Linked DNA regions of Homo sapiens: all the other regions are linked to region 3. The links are chromatin loops, found by intact Hi-C in ENCODE. Cell type or tissue: gastrocnemius medialis. All regions are shown on one strand.

What was found. Hi-C counts contacts between places; a loop is a spot of excess contacts. Peaks named below come from ENCODE experiments on the same cell type or tissue, not always from the same donor. Only the 100,000 strongest peaks of a DNase experiment are listed, where the experiment ranks them.
Region 1: a loop joins it to region 3, with 7 times the contacts of the local background. A loop is called at or near these places in 2 of 110 quality-filtered maps.
Region 2: a loop joins it to region 3, with 18 times the contacts of the local background. A loop is called at or near these places in 34 of 110 quality-filtered maps.

The regions. Positions count from the first base shown.
Region 1 is chr15:99,754,758-99,757,257 of GRCh38, reverse strand. No RefSeq gene overlaps it. Among named protein-coding and RNA genes, the nearest start is that of LYSMD4, 23 kb to the right of the region's middle. In gastrocnemius medialis, a CTCF peak has its summit at 1,256 (motif pointing right); a DNase peak (open chromatin) is centred at 1,308.
Region 2 is chr15:99,560,223-99,562,722 of GRCh38, reverse strand. No RefSeq gene overlaps it. Among named protein-coding and RNA genes, the nearest start is that of MEF2A, 4.5 kb to the left of the region's middle. In gastrocnemius medialis, no CTCF peak of the experiment used is centred here; no DNase peak of the experiment used is centred here.
Region 3 is chr15:99,408,268-99,410,767 of GRCh38, reverse strand. All of the region lies in intron 4 of LOC105371017 (a long non-coding RNA gene), which reads right to left. Among named protein-coding and RNA genes, the nearest start is that of LINC02244, 7.1 kb to the right of the region's middle. RefSeq lists an enhancer at 825-1,324. In gastrocnemius medialis, a CTCF peak has its summit at 1,551; a DNase peak (open chromatin) is centred at 1,527; H3K27ac peaks cover 576 bases.

The DNA.
Region 1 (2,500 bases), 350 kb before region 3:
TCACCTTTGTTGGGACATTTTGGCCTTTCTCCATCAGCTGAATACCATCATTCTTTCTCGCGTTCTTTGTTCCATTTTCGGCAAGGAAGATGGACACTGCTGTGGTGACCCTGGCCTCTTGACAAGGAAGGCCCACTGATGTCACAGAAGCATTTCTGTTAGATATGGTTGGGCTCATTAGGCAAAAAGAGGGGTTTCTTTTTGAAAATAAAATGACATTAGGGTTTCTTTATACCCTGATCAATGCTAAGAATGAAGCTCTAATAATCCTTTAGGAATAAAAGACAATGAAAAAAGAATTCTTTTTTACATTAACCTTTTTTCCCAAGGTGTTCTTCCTCAATGTATTACCTCACCATATGACACAAAAAGTCTAGCTTCATGATTTATTATTCTGTATAGAACTGAAAGCAAGAAATATCTGTTAGCAAAATACCAACAAAAACTCAACCATTCTACTATGGGGATTGCAGTTCTCTGTTCCCGTAGCTCTTCCCAAAACGAACAAAAAACAAAATGGTACTTCCCTATTATAACTATCACAGAAAGATTAGATTTTTAGATATCGACTTCTTTGAGACGATAAAGTACAAATAATCTCTCAAGTTACTTTTCATTTTTCAAAATAAAAAATAAAAAATTAATTGGCTTTGATGTGATGAATTTAACTTTACCAATAACTGCTCCCTGGACCAATGCTTAAGTTTTGAGATTTTTTATAAGTGTACAGAGGTTGAATTTTATCAAAACTATCATGACATTAATCCAGGTAGACCACTATCTCTCCCTCAAACCTTCACTAGCAGGTGGTTTTAAAGATTGTTGCTATTGGTCTGATGGGAATTTATGGTAAATAAAATGTATGTGTCAGTTTCCTCAGGTGTGCATAATAACGGTATTTAACTCAAAAGCTTATAGTGAGCATTTGATAGGTTCATGCCTATAAACCATTTTTAAAGGTAACTGGCACTAAACTGTTAGCTATTAGCAGTCCAGTTATGACAGAATTAAAATTTAAACAGTAGTGCTGAACATTTACTGCCTCATTGTACTACTCCAGGGACAAGAAGGCAGATGACTTTCAATTATACAATCTTTTTCCAATATGATTTCCTAGATTCTGTTATATTTATCAATTTCTTGCCTCTCAGCTTTAAATTCATTCTTCAATATTTGCTCTGTGCTAATGAATGGGATTCCTTTAAGCATTTCTCCGGAACAGTGACTACATTGTTAAAATTTATCGGTAGAGGGCGATAGAGTGACATTGCAGGAGGAAGAGGGCTTCTGCTGGTTCCGGAGGCTGCACCCTTGGTCAGCAGAGCATGTGTGAAGACAACTGGTGATAGTTCCTACCATGTGGCTAAAATGTGTGCGCCCTCGGCAACCTTGCCATCCCAGTCCAGCCTAGCAACCCCCTTCCTAGAGCCCTCCCAATGTGGACATGCATATTCCAGTTGTCATCAGCAGCACACCAATGCCTTCTGTACACCTGCCCAGTTGCAGTCCAACTGCCCCCTGAAGAGGGACTTCTTGCTGGCCTAGTGAATGTGCATCACATCTGGTCTGGGCAAACCAACGACCTTCTGTGTCATCCAGTGAACAGCAATCGCACCTTCTCCAACCTCCAAGGCCTGAACCCAAGCCCTGGGGAGGTATCCAAGTTTGTCTTTCCTAAATCACTCTTCCTCAGGCCTAAGATACCTTTTAGCTTTCCATTGTACCTTGTAGTTATGTTCTTCTCATTGCTTAATAATTTTTTTTTTTCGAGACAGAGTTTTGCTTTTGTTGCCCAGGCTGGAGTGCAATGGCATGCTTTCGGCTCAGTGCAACCTCCACCTCCCAGGTTCAAGTGATTCTCCTGCCTCAGCCTCCCAAGCAGCTGGGATTACAGACATGTGCCACCATGCCCGGCTAATTTTGTATTTTTAGTAGAGATGGGGTTTCACCATGTTGGCCGGGATGATTTCGAACCCCTGACCTCAGGTGATCCACCTGCTTCCGACTCCCAAAGTGCTGGGACTACAGGCATGAGCCACTGCGCCCGGCCAATAATTCTTCATAATAAAGCTTCTCTTGTTTAAAATACTACATGTCTATAGCACCATCTCCTTGGTACTGGCCTCCTGATAGTGAATGAGTTCTCATGAGATGTGGTCAGTAAAAATTTGGCACCTCCCCCTACCCCGACTCTTGGTCCTGTCCCTGCCATGCAAGACGCCTGCTCCCTCTTTGCCTTCCGCCATGTTTGGAAGCTTCCCAAGCCTCCCCCAAAGCAGAAGCCACTACGCTTCCTGTACAGCCTGCAGGACCATGAGCCAATTAAACCTCTTTTTATAAATTACCCAGTCTCAGGTATTTCGTTACAGCAATGCGAGAATGGGCTAATACAGCAGGCTATATCTGCATGGATGCTAACTATAGCAATGTTTACATTGGAAAAAATAGGAAACAAAGTGAATGCTGCTGATGGGGAAATGGTTGGATGAATTATGTTTCA
Region 2 (2,500 bases), 150 kb before region 3:
AGTACTGGGAAGCAGCTAAAAGAGTAGCTGGGAATGAGATGGCGCAGATCATTAACATGTCAAGATCAAGCCATTTGGATTTTATTCTGAACCCCTGACAGATTTTAAGCAGGTGAGGAGCTTGAGCTATTTGGCATTTTAGAAAGACTACTTAGGGAGTAGTGGTTGGTGGGGAGAGCAAGCCTGGAGGCAAAACAACCAGTTAGGAGGTACTGATGTTGTCAGACCCCCTCCCGCCCTCATCTCCAAAGATCTTCACAAAGTTCCCACACATGCTGATGACTTCCTGTGTGTCTGTGTTTGAGAGCATGCTCTAGCTTAGAGGGCTGGTCTTCGTAGATAAATATCCCAGCTTCCTCAAAACTCAGGAAGACATTTCTGAGGCATGCTCCCCCAAGTCTCTTGTGGAGGGATGGGATGTCCCAGTAGATTGGGCACCCATTGACAGCAGTGGTGACCTACCCATTTGCACACTTCTGTTACCTCTTCTCCTTTCCCCTCTCTCACTTCCTGGGATCACCTTCCAAACACTCTACCTTCACCAGAATCTTTGGGAGTCTACTTCTCAGGGGACCTATTTGATGCCGATGCTACCTGAGATAAGAAAGAGGACCTGAATGAAGGCAGTTTCCTGATACAAATGAGAAAGCAGGGGCAAAATAGAAAGCTGTTTAGAAGTCACAACTCACTGGCTTGCTGACCTTTGAACCAGGGCTTAGGGGGGGTCAAGAAATCCCAGTTGTCCCCACCAGGTTTGTTGTTCAGGCTCCTGGGTGGACAGTAGCAGCATTATTTAAGTGGGGAACCCTGGAGGAAGACAAGATGGAAGGAGCTGGGGCTGGACAGAAAGAAATAGGATGAGTTCCGTTATGCTTGTGTTGAATTTGAGATGCCTGTGGGACAATATCTCCTTAGCCTCAGGAGCTGGAGAAAGATACAACTAGATGAGACTGGACATGTTAGCAGGGGACTTCTTGGAGGAGGAAAAAAAAAATTTTTTTTTTTTGAGATGGAGTCTCACTCTGTCCCCAGGCTGGAGTGCATCACGTGATCTTGGCTCACTGCAACCCCTGCCTCCGGGGTTCAAGCAATTCTCCTGCCTCAGCCTCCAGAGTAGCTGGGATTACAGGCACCCGCCACCACGCCCAGCTAATTTTTATATTTTTATTAGAGACAGTGTTTCGCCATGTTGGCCAGGCTGGTCTCGAACTCCTGACATCAGGTGATACGTCTGCCTCGGCCTCCCAGAGTGCTGGGATTACAGGCGTGAGCCACCGTGCCCGGCCAGCAGGAAAAATCTAAGCAGATTTTTGAAGTTGAGGTATATGGGCTGAAGAAAAACGGAAATGACTTATGGAGTAGAAGAATGACCAGAGGGAGGTGGTCAGGGAAAAGAATGGATTCACAGAGGAAAAAAGTCAGTTTACCCGAACCAGGGAAAACTAGAGCAAATAAGTGATTGGGGTAAAATGAGCCTCGAAGGAGTTTTGTGAGCCACTTGAAGACAGGGACTATGCCATGTTCAATCTTCTGTCTCCAATACTTGTACACAAAGTTGATACTTTTTAAGTATGGTGTGACCCAAGCAAAGTATCTAAAAAAAAAATCTAATACGTATTTCTATATATCGATCTTGTATGAGTATAAATAATTAAAAATTGAAGGTTTTTAATCTGTTACCCCAAATTAGTAGTAAATTCTCCCTCCAAATTTAACTTTCTATAAAGACTTGTATCTTGCTGAGAAATGCCACATATAAGAGAACTATGTCTTACTTGTTACATCGAGGATCTAGTGACTTGTAACTATTTCAGAAAATCAAAATTCTACACTATTAATTAAACCTAGAGATAAAAACAGAATCTGCTTTGTTCTGTTCATGGAAAGTTCTTCAGCTTTAAGATCCCTAATGTCTGTGTGCCAGAGAGAGAAAATTGTACACTCGTTTTCTATTGCAAGTTCTACGATAAACACCCAGATCTGTAATAAGTGCCGTTTTACAATAAACTATGGCTAAGGAACTGTGGCTCCTTAGAGAAATGGTTGATTTCAGGACTGGGGCAAGAAAAAAGCAAGATGAACTTATGGTACCAGAAAACAAGGAAGTGCTCAAAAAATGATGGGGGCATGTCAAAGGAATAAAATAAATATCCATGAGCCCGTACTGATACAAATAAATAATTAAGTGAATAAATAAATGGGAGAGATGGTACAGATCTTCCTGACCAAAGAATTCCAACTAAAAAATGTACAAGGAATAAGGACAATGCAAAGCCATCATTAGGCAGACACCACTGTTAATAATTGTCACAGTGGGTGAAAGGATGATGAGAAACAGGACATTTACATAGTCTCAAAGTAGTCTCCTACAAGATATTTATTAATTACAAGGAGAAAAATAGTAACTTTATAGTAGAGAAACCCAGCAGACACCACCTTAAGCAAGTGAACAAGGCTAGCATCATCAGTAACAAAGTATATCAACGTCATGTACCCCACC
Region 3 (2,500 bases):
CCTCCAAGCCACTGGAGCTACAACTCTGGGGCCCAGGGTAATGCCTGTGCTGACTGGCTCAAGCCTGGATTCCTCCACCAATCACAGTGCCCAAGACAGTGGGATGCTGCTTGGCCAGTCAGGCTCAGCCCTGGCCCAGGGATGCTTGGGGCAGGCCTGGGGAGAGGGGAGGGAGCTGGTGGACAACAGCAGAGGAACCCAAGCTCTAAAACGAGAGGACATTAGTCAAACACCAGAAAATCAAACTCTATGGGCCTTTGCCTTAGGGCTGGGCAGCTAGGCTGGCTGGTGGCTGTGTCCTAAAATGGATCCTTCCTTTAGGATGCATCCCGGCTGGCCTGCACTTGGCACCTTACCTGATGCAGAGTGGTGATGGCTGGAGATGGAACCCCTTTGTTGTGGGCCACCTCCCCAAGGTTGACTAGGTCTTCAGAGACCCTTGGGAAACCATAGCTTTGGTTTATTTTATTTGTTTTTTTTATTTATTTAATTTTTTTTTTTGAGACAGAGTCTCATTCTGTCACCCATCCTGGAGTCCAGTGGTGCGATCTCAGCTCCCTGCAACCTCCGCCTCCCAGGTTCAAGCAATTCTCTTGCCTCAGCCTCCCAAATAGCTAGGATTACAGGCATGTGCCACCGCACCAGGCTAATTTTTGTATTTTCTTTCTAGTAGAGATGGGGTTTCACCATATTGGCCAGGCTGGTCTCAAACTCCTGCCCTCAAGTGATCCACCCGCCTCAGCCTCCCAAAGTGCTGGAATTATAGGTGTGAGCAGTGACTGCACCAGGCCACTCTGTCAATTTTATATTTATGAAGCCATCTGAGGGTAGGTTTGACTCACATCTCAGACAAACAGCCCCAGGTGAAGAAAGGGATGTGTTATGGGCAGTGGAGGCTGACATCCAGCCCACCTCTGTTCCTGATGGGCACAGCAGCCTCTCACACAGCACCAGGCAGGCACCGAGGTCCCCTGCCCATAACCTACAGCTTGCAGTGGGGGCATTTACCATGGAGCTGTTCTAGAAGGGCTCCCATTAAGTGGGGCCCCGCTCACCAGGTGGCTGCTGGGGTGGCATCCAGGGTGCCCATCAGGCCCATGTTCTGGGTGATGCCTTTTTTTTTTTTTTAACACACAGTCTCACTCGTGTCACCCAGGCTGGGGTGCAGTGGCGCGATTTCAGCTCACTGCAACCTCCGCCTCCTGGGTTCAAGCAATTCTCCTGCCTCAGCCTCCTGAGTAGCTGGGATTACAGACGCCCGCCACCATGCCTGGCTAATTTTTTTGTATTTTTAGTAAAGACGGGGTTTCACCATGTTGGCCAAGCTGGTCTTGAACTCCTGACCTTGGGTGATTCGCCAGCCTCGGCCCCTCAAAGTGCTGGGATTAGAGGCGTCAGCCACCGTGCCCGGCCCTGGGTGATGCTTTTGATGAGCACAGATTTAAGATGCGTTTAAACAGGAAGGCAGCAGCTTCCCTCTGGCAGCTGGGGACACGGGAGGAGCAGGAAGAGCAGCAATCTCCAGCCCAGCCCTGGCTCTGGAGCTCCCTCTACCCCTTGCCAGTATTAGGTGCTAGGTGCTTTTCAGGGTGCCACGGCCGTCACCATGACCCAGATCAGGAAACAGTGCTGTGTATGTGTCACTGGCACCAAAAACTTTTCTGCAGCCCTAAACCAGCATACGGAATATGCTCTCAGCTTCAAATCAGGCAAATGTGCCTTGTTTTTTTATATCTTTAAGTGACATTATCATTAAAGTGATCGTGTTGTGCTCTGGAAGGAAAGGCACTCCTTGGCCAGACACTGCCTCAGAGTCAGCAAATGCTGGCCATTTCTGGGGAGGACAGGCGGCAGCCAGGAGCTCAGGGGAACCATGCACAAAACTTATCCACAGGGCCTCATCTCAGCAATGCCAAGTTAGTGAAAGCACAGTTGAAGAACAATATTATCCGTGCAATGCCCACAAAACCATACTATATAAGATGCGCAACATTTACGAGTGCAAACATATAGCAAATAAACAGAGAGACCCCAGACTACCATCAGCAAGAGTGGCTGCAGCTGGTGAAGGGCCTGGAGCCTGGGTGGGCACAATATTAGCTCCACCATTAATACTGTTTATTCTTTCCACCACCTCCCTGGGGCAGCTGGGAGTGGAAGCCTGGCTGCACAGCGAGATGTGGTTTGATGTCTGACCTTGTTTTGGGTTTAAAGGCATCCAAGTAACTTGTCTCAGCACTTAGAAGTGCATCAGAGCCAAATGTCTCCAAAACTGGGCTCTGAGCCATAAGGAGAAAAAAGGAGGCCGCAGGCTTGGCAGGAGTGTGATGCGAGCGGAGGCTGGAATCAGCCCCTCGGGAATGCTATCTCTCTGGGGACAGGAGGAGGGCTTTCCTACAGCACCCCTCTCCCTCCAACCAACTCAGCTCCAGGGAATGAAGATAAATACTGAGCCACGCCCAAGAGAGGGAGGGAGTGGGCAGGAGGGAGTGGGCAGAGT